Regions from separate parts of the Homo sapiens genome. Here region 2 is linked to region 1. Evidence: chromatin contacts called from ENCODE Hi-C data. All regions are on one chromosome and are shown on one strand. The core of a region is the stretch at or near the end of the contact, and the rest is flanking DNA. Distances in the headings are between cores, read along the strand shown.

Region 1 (5,769 bases), core at 1,440-3,939:
TAAAACCTAGGAGCCATTTTTTAAAAATAGGGAGAGGCATATTTGACTAGATAAACATTTCAAAATCTTGTATTAAAAAATCACAAAAAATAAGGTCACTTATTTGGGCCAATAATTTATTAAATAACTCCACCTACTGAATTTGGGTGATGGTAATCATTCAAAATGGCAATAATGGATCTTATGTTCTGACTCTGTAAGTATAGAGTAGAATATTATTAGAGACTGTAAATCTGGTCCATGCCTCCCTGCACTGCCATGGGTCTGATCACTTGTCTCAGGGTCTTTCACCCCCTGAGTTTCATGATTGGCTATTCTAACAGATATGGAGTTCACTGGAGGGCCAAGGAATCACATATCTCTGTTTTAACATCTCTAAAGTGCTTAGAATATAATATGAAAAAGTGTTGGGGGGTGTGTGTGGAGGGATGTGTGTGGGAGTGTGGATGTGTGGGGGTGGTGTGTGGTGGGTGTGTAGGACGTGTATGGGGGAATGTGAGGGGGGTTGTGACTGTGGGGGGTGGGTTGTGTGTGGGTGTGTGTGGGGTGTGGGTGAGTGCGGGGGTGTTGGATGTGTGGGTGTGTGGATGGGTGTGTGGGGGGTGGGTGTGTGTGGGGGTGTGCATGTGGGGGGGTGTGTGTATGTGGGTGGGTGTGGGTGTGTGGGTGGATCTGTGTGTGGGTATGTGTGTGCTGGTGGGTGTGTAGGTGTGTGGGGGTGGGTGTGACTGTGAGGGGGTGTGAGTGTGAGTATGGGGGGTTGGATGTGTGGGTGTGGGGGGGCTGGGAGGAGGTGTGGGTGTTGGGGGGTGTATGCGTGGCGTGTGTGTGTGTGTGTGTGTGTGTGTGTGTGTGTGTGTGAATTCTTTGTAATGAAGAAGAAGAGGGAAGAAGCAGTTAAACTTTAAACCAGACATACTTATCCTCAAAATAGTTGTGGTGATATTATACCCTCATACTTTGTACTACAAATACATTTATTGGTTTGTAAAATATATAATCAGTTTATGAAAATATCCCTTATAAGAAGAGTAAGAAAACCAGTAAAAATGTAAAACAACCACATGGAAATTATGTCTGATTCCTTCTTCTCCATTTTATTTTATTTTTACCTTTTTTCTTTGAGATGGAATCTGACCATGTTGGCCAGACTGGTCTTGAACTCCTGGGCTCAAGCGATCCTCCCACCTTGGCCCCCCAAAGTGCTGGGTTTTTAGGTGTCGGCCACTGTGCCCAGCCACCCCCTCTTCCATTTTAGAAATGATGGGTACAGTAATGCAACCTTGCAAAGGGATTCCTTCAAGTTTTTCAATGTTCTTTAATAAAATGACATCAATTGCTGAAAGCATTATGACCTTTGTTATGCTACATAATACTGATACAAAATGTGAATAGTACAAAGTTCATTATATATAAGGCTTTAATATATTACATTTGTTTCTACATAAACAGACTATAAATATATGTGCCATAGCATGTCTTATAGTCATTGTTCCCAGCATTTCACACTATGGTACCAAACAAAAAACACATTTTCTTTTTTGAAAAAAAGGACAGAACAAGGGCAAAAATCAGTAGAAATAGCTCTATATGTTAAAAGTCTAAATAATACAATAGATGTTATAATTTGGGCTATAAAATAATTTTGAAGTCTGGCTAATAATCATTCAGAGAGTGAACAAACCCAATCAGGTTTACTGGAGTAGAGGCCAAATAACTAAAATACTGATGGGTTGCGGGGTGAGAGTGGGTTGGGGACAGGGGGAAGAACAAAAGGGTAAAATCCTTCCTGAAACTTTGACACCACACACAGCTTCACATTGAACCTCCCGCATTCAGTCTCAGACATATCACATCAGGACAGATATGAGGGTATTCATTCCAGAAGAAACCAGAAGCTGGTTTGTGCAGTCAGAACTCTTCAACACGGCAGGGAGCCTTGAGCTGAATGTCCTTTCTTTGTGGTATTCTGAATAAAGGATCAGCCTGGGAGACAAGGAGCCAGAGCTGCATCATTTCCTTCCTGGGGCTTGGCCAGGAGACACGTAACGGTCTGGAAGGAACTCTCATTAGGAGTCAGAAACAGCACAACGAACTCTACTTTAGCCCAACTCGAAGAACACGCAACCTTCTAAAACCAGAAACCCCGTCTGAACCCTTTACATTTCAGAACAGACCCCATGCCCACCTCCACCAGAGCAAACACAATGCATTTGCAGGCTCCAGTACTCTCCAAAGCAAGGTAACGTTAGTCTTCCTTTCTATCAATCCGAATTCCACACTTAAGGCTTGGCTTGGGACCCACGTCCTAAACAAAGCCTCTTGGATAGACTCAGCCCTGCAAATCCTTCCCATCTTCAACACCTCGAACACTTACATTGCCTGGTTTATCTTCTAGTTTTACAGAAGTGTCAGCTCCCCAGGTACTGCTACTTCTTTGAGGATGGGGCCATTTCTTGAACGTCTTTGTTCTAAACCCATGGTGAGACCCGCAGCAGGGGGCATGATAAATGCTTTTTAAATGAATGAAAAAGAGGATCAGGTCAACACTGGGAGAAGACACAGACACATTCTTGGGTCACAAGCCTCTTCCAGGATATGCCTAGAAGACTGGCTCCCTGCAGTCCGAGGTCCTTTTTCTGTTGTCGAAATGAAAATCAAATGCGGCTACTTCCTGCTGGTGGAAAGAACAACACTTGAAAATCTGAGCAGCACCTCTCATGTGATGTCCAGGAGTTGGGGGTGTGGATGCTTCCTTTTAAACAGGAGGAGAGCTCAGTGTGGTCCCCGAGTCAGGCTGGAGAATCTGGGCTGTGCTACCGGTTTGCACTCCAATCTCTATCAGCTTTAAAAGTTCTGCTTCCTCACTGGAGTACACGGTGGTGTCTGTGTCATCGGAGTGATATCCGGACTGGTAGCCGCTTGTCTGGTTTGAGCCTTCAGATGCCACAGACTCCCTGCTTTTGCTGGGCACCATTCCACTGCAGAAGAAATGGCAAACAAAGGAGTTGGCAGAGAGAAGACAATTCTTTTGCTTTTTACCCTCACCCCATTCCCAACTCCATATGGCTGCCATCTCCCTGGAGACCGCAGCCCCGTATCTCTCCCAGTTGTTAATCAGCATAGCAGGTTTACAGGGACAAGGTCTATTTTCAGGTACTCGCATGAATTAGTAGTTGCAGATAAGTCCTCTTACTCAGGTCCAAGTCTTTCAAGCCTCAAATGAGATGAAAGGCAGTTCTCTCGAGTTATGCAAAGGCCCCAACTGATGGAACATGTTTATGGCCTCGCAGATTGACAAATTTGTATACAGTGACAGGCGCCAAAGGGCCACTTGCATGATATTCAAGGAAATTGGGATGTTCTTAAATTTCACTTGTGCTTTTCCTATTGTGGCAATTTGGGAATTACGGGGCATGTGTATGGTTGTAATAAAGCTCTTGAGCAACTTTAAACTTTAATAACTTGAAGCATGTGTGCAGTCAAGCCAGACATATCAAACGCTGCTTTTTACTCATCAAAACCACATTCCTTGGAAGGACTGAGAACCCCTGTCACTCAGCAGCAACTAGAAAATGTTTTCAATGGCATGGAATCCTGACAGACGGTAATCATGTCAAAGCCTAGAAATGCAGGCTGTGTTGATCTAAAACTTCAGGATTTACACTTTCACAAGCCATTCTAAGGTGTTTTTTCCCGGTAATAGGTGTTTTCCCCAACTTCTTCATGTTAAAACTGCAAAAGGGAATTTTAGTAACTCGTGTTTATACATAGTTTAAAAGTTACTTCAAATAATGAGAAATACAATTTTTTCTTTCAATTCAACCCCAACAAAACTAATGTAGGTGTCTCAAGCAATGGCATGGTGCTCTGCACATGATACTTGCCGAATAAACATTTTTTGAATCAATGAATGAAACATATCATTGACTTTCACAATTTCTTACCTTGGGCCTTAAAGAAAACAATAAAATAGCACAATGGCACCTTTTAATATGTTGGGGTTTTTTTTGTTTGTTTTCTTTTTGGTATGAGCATTATTCAAAAACCCATGAGTATTCCCATTTTATATAAAAGATTATAAGCAGATCAAAACCTCCTCTATTCTTACCTTTAGGTAAGAATACTCTAGCAAATAAACTCCAGCAAATACATAACTACACTTATTCTATTATTCTTATAAATATAGATTTTCATTGATTTGTTATGTTAAGAGAACGTACACGTATTCAAGACACCTACAAATTCCTACTGAGCCATAGAAGGGAGATTATATTTAAAACTAATTTTAATACTTTTCTCACAATGAAATACTTCGAATTCAGACAATAATATTTAAATGTCTCAAACAAATAGATATTGGCTTATTTATATATCATACTTCTTAAGCACAGATGCACCCATTTGTATACAGACTTAAAAATTCTTCAGAGTCCACAAAGATTGTAATCATATTGACAGCTTTACGGATCACATCCAATCACCTTTTTCATTTAGCCATTACTGACCACAGTAAATATACACAGAAATTCCCTAGTATTCATGAATTCTCATAAAAATTGACCAAATTCTCTAATTTATTTCAGATTATTTTTAGATTTATCACTTAATTTTATTGTGTGGTTAGTTTCCATTCTTTATTTGTTAAATTGATGCTAATTTCTCCAACCAACAAAGACCCCATAGGGAAAATTCTGCACTTACACTGAAAGTCCTAAGTTCCTTCCAAAAATTCCTATTGAAATTTGTCTTTTTAATATGGCTGAGTCTTACCCAAAAGATGGAGATAATTTGGTTCTGTCTTCCAAAGTTTTCAGCTCTTCTGAGGCAAGAACCATACCACTGTCCGTCTGGTTGTCCTTTTTAAGAGACAATGAGATGGCACAGTTAATTGAGCATATAAAATGACCAACTATTTAATTAAGCTGATTTCTCAACCCATCTATCATGTCTATCAAATAAGGTCCTGTGGAAGAACATAAAGGTATCATAGCCACAAATTGTCCAAGCTACAAAAGGAAGCAACTGCTTCCTATGAGTAGACACAGGCCAGGGAGAAGAGAAAATTTACAAATCAGCAGCTGAGAATGCCTGTTACCATCGCTGTCTTCACTATGACACTACTTGCACTTTAGTGAAATTGGTCAGAAAGCTACACTGTCTTGAACCTTGGACCAAGGGCTTTACTTATGAAAAAAACAAAGTTCCATCTCCATAATGACCCCATGATACACACACTCGAGGGCAGCCTTCTAATGAGGCTCCAAAACTTTAATGCTTAGGCTAATATTTATCTAGCTAGTGTTTCATCCTTTGTATTATTTCTAAGACTATTTTTAAAAGACGTACTTACATCTGGGATTACTTTTACTTCTGGTTCTTCTAACGGGATATCTTCAAATGTTTTTACACTCACAGGCCGGCTCTTTCGCTTACTGTTCTGCAGATACTGACTGCAAAAGAACAAATATTTATATTTTAGTGGTGGTATATTTGACTGCAGATCGGCTACCTAAGTTCATTATCTTTCAACCACAAACTTAATAGCAACCTTCAAAACATCCTTTAGAAAAACAAAACAAAATAAAAATCTTTCTCTGCTAGCACACATGGAAGGCTTAATTTCCTGAGAAAGTACATTTAAAAGTATAATATAACTGAGGAGTCTCGATGAGCCTGTTCTTTTGAATCCTACTTCTGAGGTCCAGTTCTGGACTAAAGACAACAACAGCAGATGGAGTGATCAACTGCCTTCTACTTGGCTTCCTG
Region 2 (5,769 bases), core at 1,837-4,336, 250 kb after region 1:
AGATCCTCCTGACTTAGTGTCCTAAGTAGCTGGGACCACAGGCACATGCCACCACATCCAGCTAATGTTTTTTATCTTTAGTAGAGATGAGGCCTCACTGTCTTACTCAGGCTGGTCTTCAACTCTTGAGCTCAAGCAATTCTCCCACCTTGGCCTCCCAGTGCTGGAATTACAGGCATGACCCACCATGTCCAGGCAAGATTCACATTTTTTTTGTGAATCTTGTTCTAGTTCTGTCACCCAGGCTGGAGTGCAGTGGCGCGATCTCAGCTCACTGCAACCTCTGCCTCCCAGGTTCAAGCAATTCTCCTGCCTCAGCCTCCCAAGTAGCTGGGATTACAGGTGCCCACCACTGCGCCCAGCTAATTTTTGTATTTTTAGTAGAGACGGGGTTTCACTGCGTTGGCCAGGCTGGTCTCGAACTCCTGACCTCATGATCTACCCACCTCAGCCTCCCAAAGTGCTGGGATTACAGGCGTGAGCCACCGCACCCGGCTGAGATTCACATTTTTTATCAATTTGGAAATTTTCAAACATTACCCTTTCAAACTTTACCTGTTCTTCATTTTCTTTTTTTCTTCTGGCATCATACTGTTTGGCTCTCTCCCTTTTCTCCTCCATGTTTCTTATCTTCTTTCATTTTCCATCTCTGTTAATCTCTGCTGCTTTCTGGGTATCTACCAGAAGATTTAGCTTCTAGAGCGCTAGTTCTCTAGGTATCCCTAATTAGCTATTCAATCACCACTCATGTTTTACTTTCTAATTTTGTTGTTTTTTTTCCTGATGTGTTCTTACTTTGTCGCCCAGGCTGGAGTGCACTGGCATGATCATAACTCACCGCAGGAACTCCCCCCAATAAAGCTAAAACTCACCTGAGTTGTAAAAAACTCCAGCTGACATAAAATAAACTACGAAAGTGGCTTTAACGTATCTGAACACACAATAGCTAAGACCCAAACTGGGATTAGATACCGCACTATGGGCTCAAGCAATCCTCCCTTCTCAGGCTCCCAAGTAGCTAGGATTATAAGCAAGCACCACTGCAATCAGCTAATTTTTAAACTTCTTGTAGAGATAAGGTCTCGCCATCTTGCCTAGGCTGGTCTCAAACTGCTGGCCTCAAGCGATCCTCCCATCTTGACCTCCCAACATGTGAGGATTATAAGCATAAGCCACAGCACCTTGCCCAGCTATTTCTTTTTTGGAAGTTCTATTTGAGGCCAGGCGCAGTAGCTCACGCCTGTAATCCCAGCACTTTGGGAGGCCCAGGACGGGAAGATCACCTGAGGTCAGGAGTTTGAGACCAGCCTGGCCAACATGGCGAAACCCTGTCTCTACTAAAAATACAAAATTAGCTGGGTGCGGTGGTGGGCACCCATAATTCCATCTACTCAGGAGGCTGAGGCAGGAGAATTGCTTGAACCTGGAAGGTGAAGGCTGTAGTCAAGAAGTGAAGGTGAGTCAAGACCGCGCCACAGCACTTCAGCCTGGGTGGCAGAGCGAGACTCTGTCTCAAAAACAACAAAAAAAGAAGTTATATTTGGATCTATAAAACCTGCTTGGTCTTTTCTTAATAGTGCATTCTTTGCTAGGGTTTTAAATTCTGCTAGTGTGCCTTTGATCATTTTGAACATATTTATTTTATACTCTTTCCCACTGTCATTCAGTTATCTCAGTTTCTTAGTGTTCTGTATTCTTGATTTTTATCACTCATAGCATATCACTTCCCCATGAGTTCTGTGCCTTTTTAGGAACTCATCTTTAATGTGAGTTTTTTTTTTCTCTCTCTGACCATCTTTTCCAAGTGGTTTGGTATTTGTTTGTGCTAGACAGAACTATCAAAAGCTTAGACTGATATTCATGTTACCTTCTCACCTGAGAAAGATGACTAATGACAGAACCGGTAACCAGGAAATTAGATCTGAGGTAAACAACTAGAGAGCAGACAGGTTGATATTTTTCCCCTTCCCAAAGTCCAAGCTTCTACAGACAAGCCATTTTTTAAATCTACCTCTGCCAGTGAATAGAGTTTTTTTTTTTTTGACTCATATTTATACATTTTTTAAATCAGAAGGCTCCAGATAAATCTTATAAACTACGCATTATTGGTTTAAGATATAGATGATAGCAGCAGGTTAACACTCCTGCCGTAAGAAAGAAATAGAAAAAAACATGCCAGACACGGTGGCTCATGCCTGTAATCCCAGCACTTTGGGAGGCCAAGGTGGGTGGATCACGAGGTCAGGAGTTCGAGACCAGCCTGGCCCTTATGGTGAAACCCCATCTCTACTAAAAATACAAAAATTAGCCAGGCATGGTAGCAGGTGCCTGTAGTCCCAGCTACTCAGGAGGCTGAGGCAGAAGAATCGCTTGAACCTGGGAGGCAGAGGTTGCTGTGAGCCAAGATTGCGCCACTACACTCCAGCCTGGGCAACAGGGTGAGACTCCATCTCAAAAAAAAAAGAAGAAGAGAAAAACATAAGCAAAAACAAAAACCATATTTTAAGACACTGAAAAAACTACAGAAACAAAATCTAGAGAAATTAAATTCCAGAGAGGGAGAAGTCCTTCCTAGGAAATTGGCAGTCACTTCTATTCTGTTGCTCTATGTGCAACAAGAGTAAGAGTAAAGGGTGGAGTCTCTCTGAGGGAAAACACTGACTTCAATCTCTATGGTCCTTTTATACATAATGTCTGACATATAATGAAAAAGTATGAAATGTGAAGCACAAAAAATTGTGACCTATAATCAAAGGAAAAACAGACACTAGAAGCAGATACACAGATAACTCAATTAAATAGACAGATATTAAAGATATTGATCTTTAATGCTTATGCACCTCATAACATAGCTTCAAAATACACAAAGCAAACTGACAGAAATAAAACGAAAGACAGACAAATCCATAATCATTGCATATATTAATATATCTCCCTTAGAAAATGGTAGACTAAGCAGACAAGAATATCAGTAAGGATAAAACCGTCCCTATGAACTTTATAAAATAAATCAGGAAATAAGGGAGAGGCGGGAACAAAAATAAACCGAGCTTGCAACACATTTAGCATTTAATCATTAGATCAGCTTCCTCTCTGACCCACTTCCTCATAGTTGTCTGCCTATTGTCTTAGACTCATGTAGGCCCTAGATTATAGTTCTCTTTAACTGCTCTATAAACAAAACTTATTAAACATTATGCAACATTAAGTTTTCCTTTTGAGATATGGTTTCAGGTCCTGAATACCGGTGAAACTACTGACATCAGCTGGTCTGAAGGACCCCACAAGGAGGTGACTCTCCAAAGAATGCAGTGTCTACATCCTGATGATTTCATCCCCCTTACCCCAACCAATCAATGACACCAATTTTGCAGTCCCTTCCCCTTCATTGTCCCCTTAAAATCTCCAGCCCAGAACTCCTTGGGGAGATAAATTTGAGGGTCTCCTCCTATCTCCTCACTTAGTACCCTGTGATCATTAAACTCTCTGCTGCAAACCCTGATGTCTCAGTGTATTTGTATGTTACTGTGCAGTAGGCATATAAACCTGTTGATCTTTTAACAGGATATAAAATATTTGAGTACTACTAACCAACTTGATTCCATTGAAATTTACAAAATACTATACTCAAATATTATAGAACACACTTTCTTTTCAAGTACATGTAAATATTTACAAAATACACCACATTCTGGAACATAAAGCAAGTCTCAATACATTTCAAAGCATTGAAATCATATAAAAATATTTATTGACCAGTGTAATTGAACTAGAAATCAGTAACAGAAAGATAACTAAAGAATTCAAAAATGGTGGAAATTGAGAGAGGAAGTCACAATGGAAATTGTAAATTTTATTTAACTAAACAATAATAAAAAATTTTCGGCTGGCACGGTGGCTCACGCCTATAATCCCAGCACTTTGGGAGGCCAAGGCAGGCGGATCATGAGGCCAGAAGATTGAGACTGTCCTGGCTAACATGGTGAAACCCCATATCTACTAAAAATACAAAAAAAAAATTAGCCAAGCGTGGTGGCGGACACCTGTAGTCTCAACTACCAGGGAAGCTGAGGCAGGAGAATGCCATGAACCCAGAAGGTGGAGCTTGCAGTGAGCCAAGATCATGCCACTGCACTCCAGCCTGGGCGACAGAGTGAGACTCCATCTCAAAATAATAATAATAATAATAATAATAATAATAATAAATTTTCTATCAAAATTTGTGAGATGCAGTTAAATCAATGCCTAGAGGAAAAACAATAGTTAAAATGCTCATTAGAAAAAAATATATTTTATTTCAATCATCTAAGCTTCCATCTCAAGAAGCTAGAGGCCTTGTAAAGTAGCTCACTCCTGTAATCCTAGCACTTTGGGAGGCCAAGGCAGGAGAACTGCTTGAGGCCAGGAGTTCAAGACCAGCCTGGGCAACGTAGGAAGACCCTGTCTCTCAAAAAAATTTTTTTTAATTAGCTAGGCCTGGTAGCACAAAAAACCTGTAGTCCCAGCCACTCAGGAGGCTGAGGTGGGAGAATTACTTGAGCCTGGGAGGTGGAGGTTACAGTGATCCATGATCACACCACTGCACTCCAACCTGTATGATAGAGTGAGCTCCTGTCTCAAAAAAAGAAGCCAGAAAAAAGTGGCAGATTACACTCAAGAAATTAGAAAGAAGGGAATACAAATCAGAGCAAAAAAAAAAAAAAAAATTCAACGAAATCAAAGACAAATATAAATAGGGGAAAAAAATCAACAAATCCAACAGTTTGTTCTCAGAAAAGATTAATAAAATTTTATAAAACTCTAGCAAGACTGGTAAGAAAGAAAATACAAATTATCAATGTCAGAAAAGAAAAATGGGACATAACTTGAGATCTCTACTGACATTTAAAAGGATACAAGATTATTCTGTATAACTAGATATTAACAACTTAGAAGAAATGGATAAAATGCTTGAAAAAAACACAACTTTCCTAAACTGATACAAAAACAAAAAGTGAATAGTCCTATATCTGTTTTTTAAAATTGAATCCATAATTTAAAACCTTCCTACAAAAACATCCTCAAGCTCAGGTGGCCTCACTGGTAAATTCTACTAGCATTTAATGAAAAATTAAGCTATTCATATATAAACTCTTTCAAAGACAAGAACAAGAAGGAACAATTCCCAGCTTGTTTTATGAACTCATATGACCCTGGTACCAAAACCTGACAAGGACATTACGAGAAAATAAGTCTTCAAACCAATATTCCTCATAAGCAAAGATACAAATAATCCTCATCAAAATATTAACAAGTCAAACCCAAAAATATATTTAAAAGTATATTAAATAATGACCAAGTGGGGTTTATCCCAAGAATGCAGGTTGGTATAATTTCTGTAAATCAATGAAATTAATCACATTAAGAGAATGAAAGGAACAATGTGGTTGTCGCAATAAACACATCAAAGTATATAATAAAATTCAGCATCTTTCATGATTAAAAAAAAATCAACAAACTCGAAATAAAAAAAAAAAACTTCTTCAACCTAATAAATGGTATCTGTGAAAAACCTGCAGCTAACATTATACTTAATGATGAAAGACTGAATGCTTTGCCCTTAAAATCAGGAACAATGCAAGAATATCTGCTCTCATCACTTCTATTCATCATTGTACTAGAAGTTTCACTCAGTACATAAGGCAATCAAAATAAATAAATGCCATTCAGATGGTAAAGGAAGACAGTTTTAGCCCTTATTCACAGATGACATGATTCTAAATATAGAAA

The links. Hi-C counts contacts between places; a loop is a spot of excess contacts on that map. Pooled maps may share reads with other maps.
Region 2: a loop to region 1 is called in a map of posterior cingulate gyrus, with 2.8 times the contacts of the local background. The contact joins two enhancer-like sites. A Hi-C loop is called at or near these places in 3 of 168 maps with a recorded cell type or tissue (dorsolateral prefrontal cortex, head of caudate nucleus and posterior cingulate gyrus) and 9 of 50 pooled maps.

What each region holds. Positions count from the first base shown.
Region 1 is chr4:55,077,183-55,082,951 of GRCh38, forward strand. It overlaps KDR (kinase insert domain receptor), which reads right to left. Exons shown (of 30, transcript NM_002253.4): 28 at 5,354-5,453; 29 at 4,774-4,859; 30 at 1,299-2,981. The coding sequence ends at 2,759. Among named protein-coding and RNA genes, the nearest start is that of KDR, 46 kb to the right of the region's middle. Within about 2 kb of position 2,690, at least 6 of the 41 ENCODE cell types and tissues checked have a DNase peak (open chromatin) inside an H3K27ac peak, as active enhancers do.
Region 2 is chr4:55,327,310-55,333,078 of GRCh38, forward strand. No RefSeq gene overlaps it. Among named protein-coding and RNA genes, the nearest start is that of SRD5A3, 16 kb to the right of the region's middle. Within about 2 kb of position 3,087, at least 2 of the 41 ENCODE cell types and tissues checked have a DNase peak (open chromatin) inside an H3K27ac peak, as active enhancers do.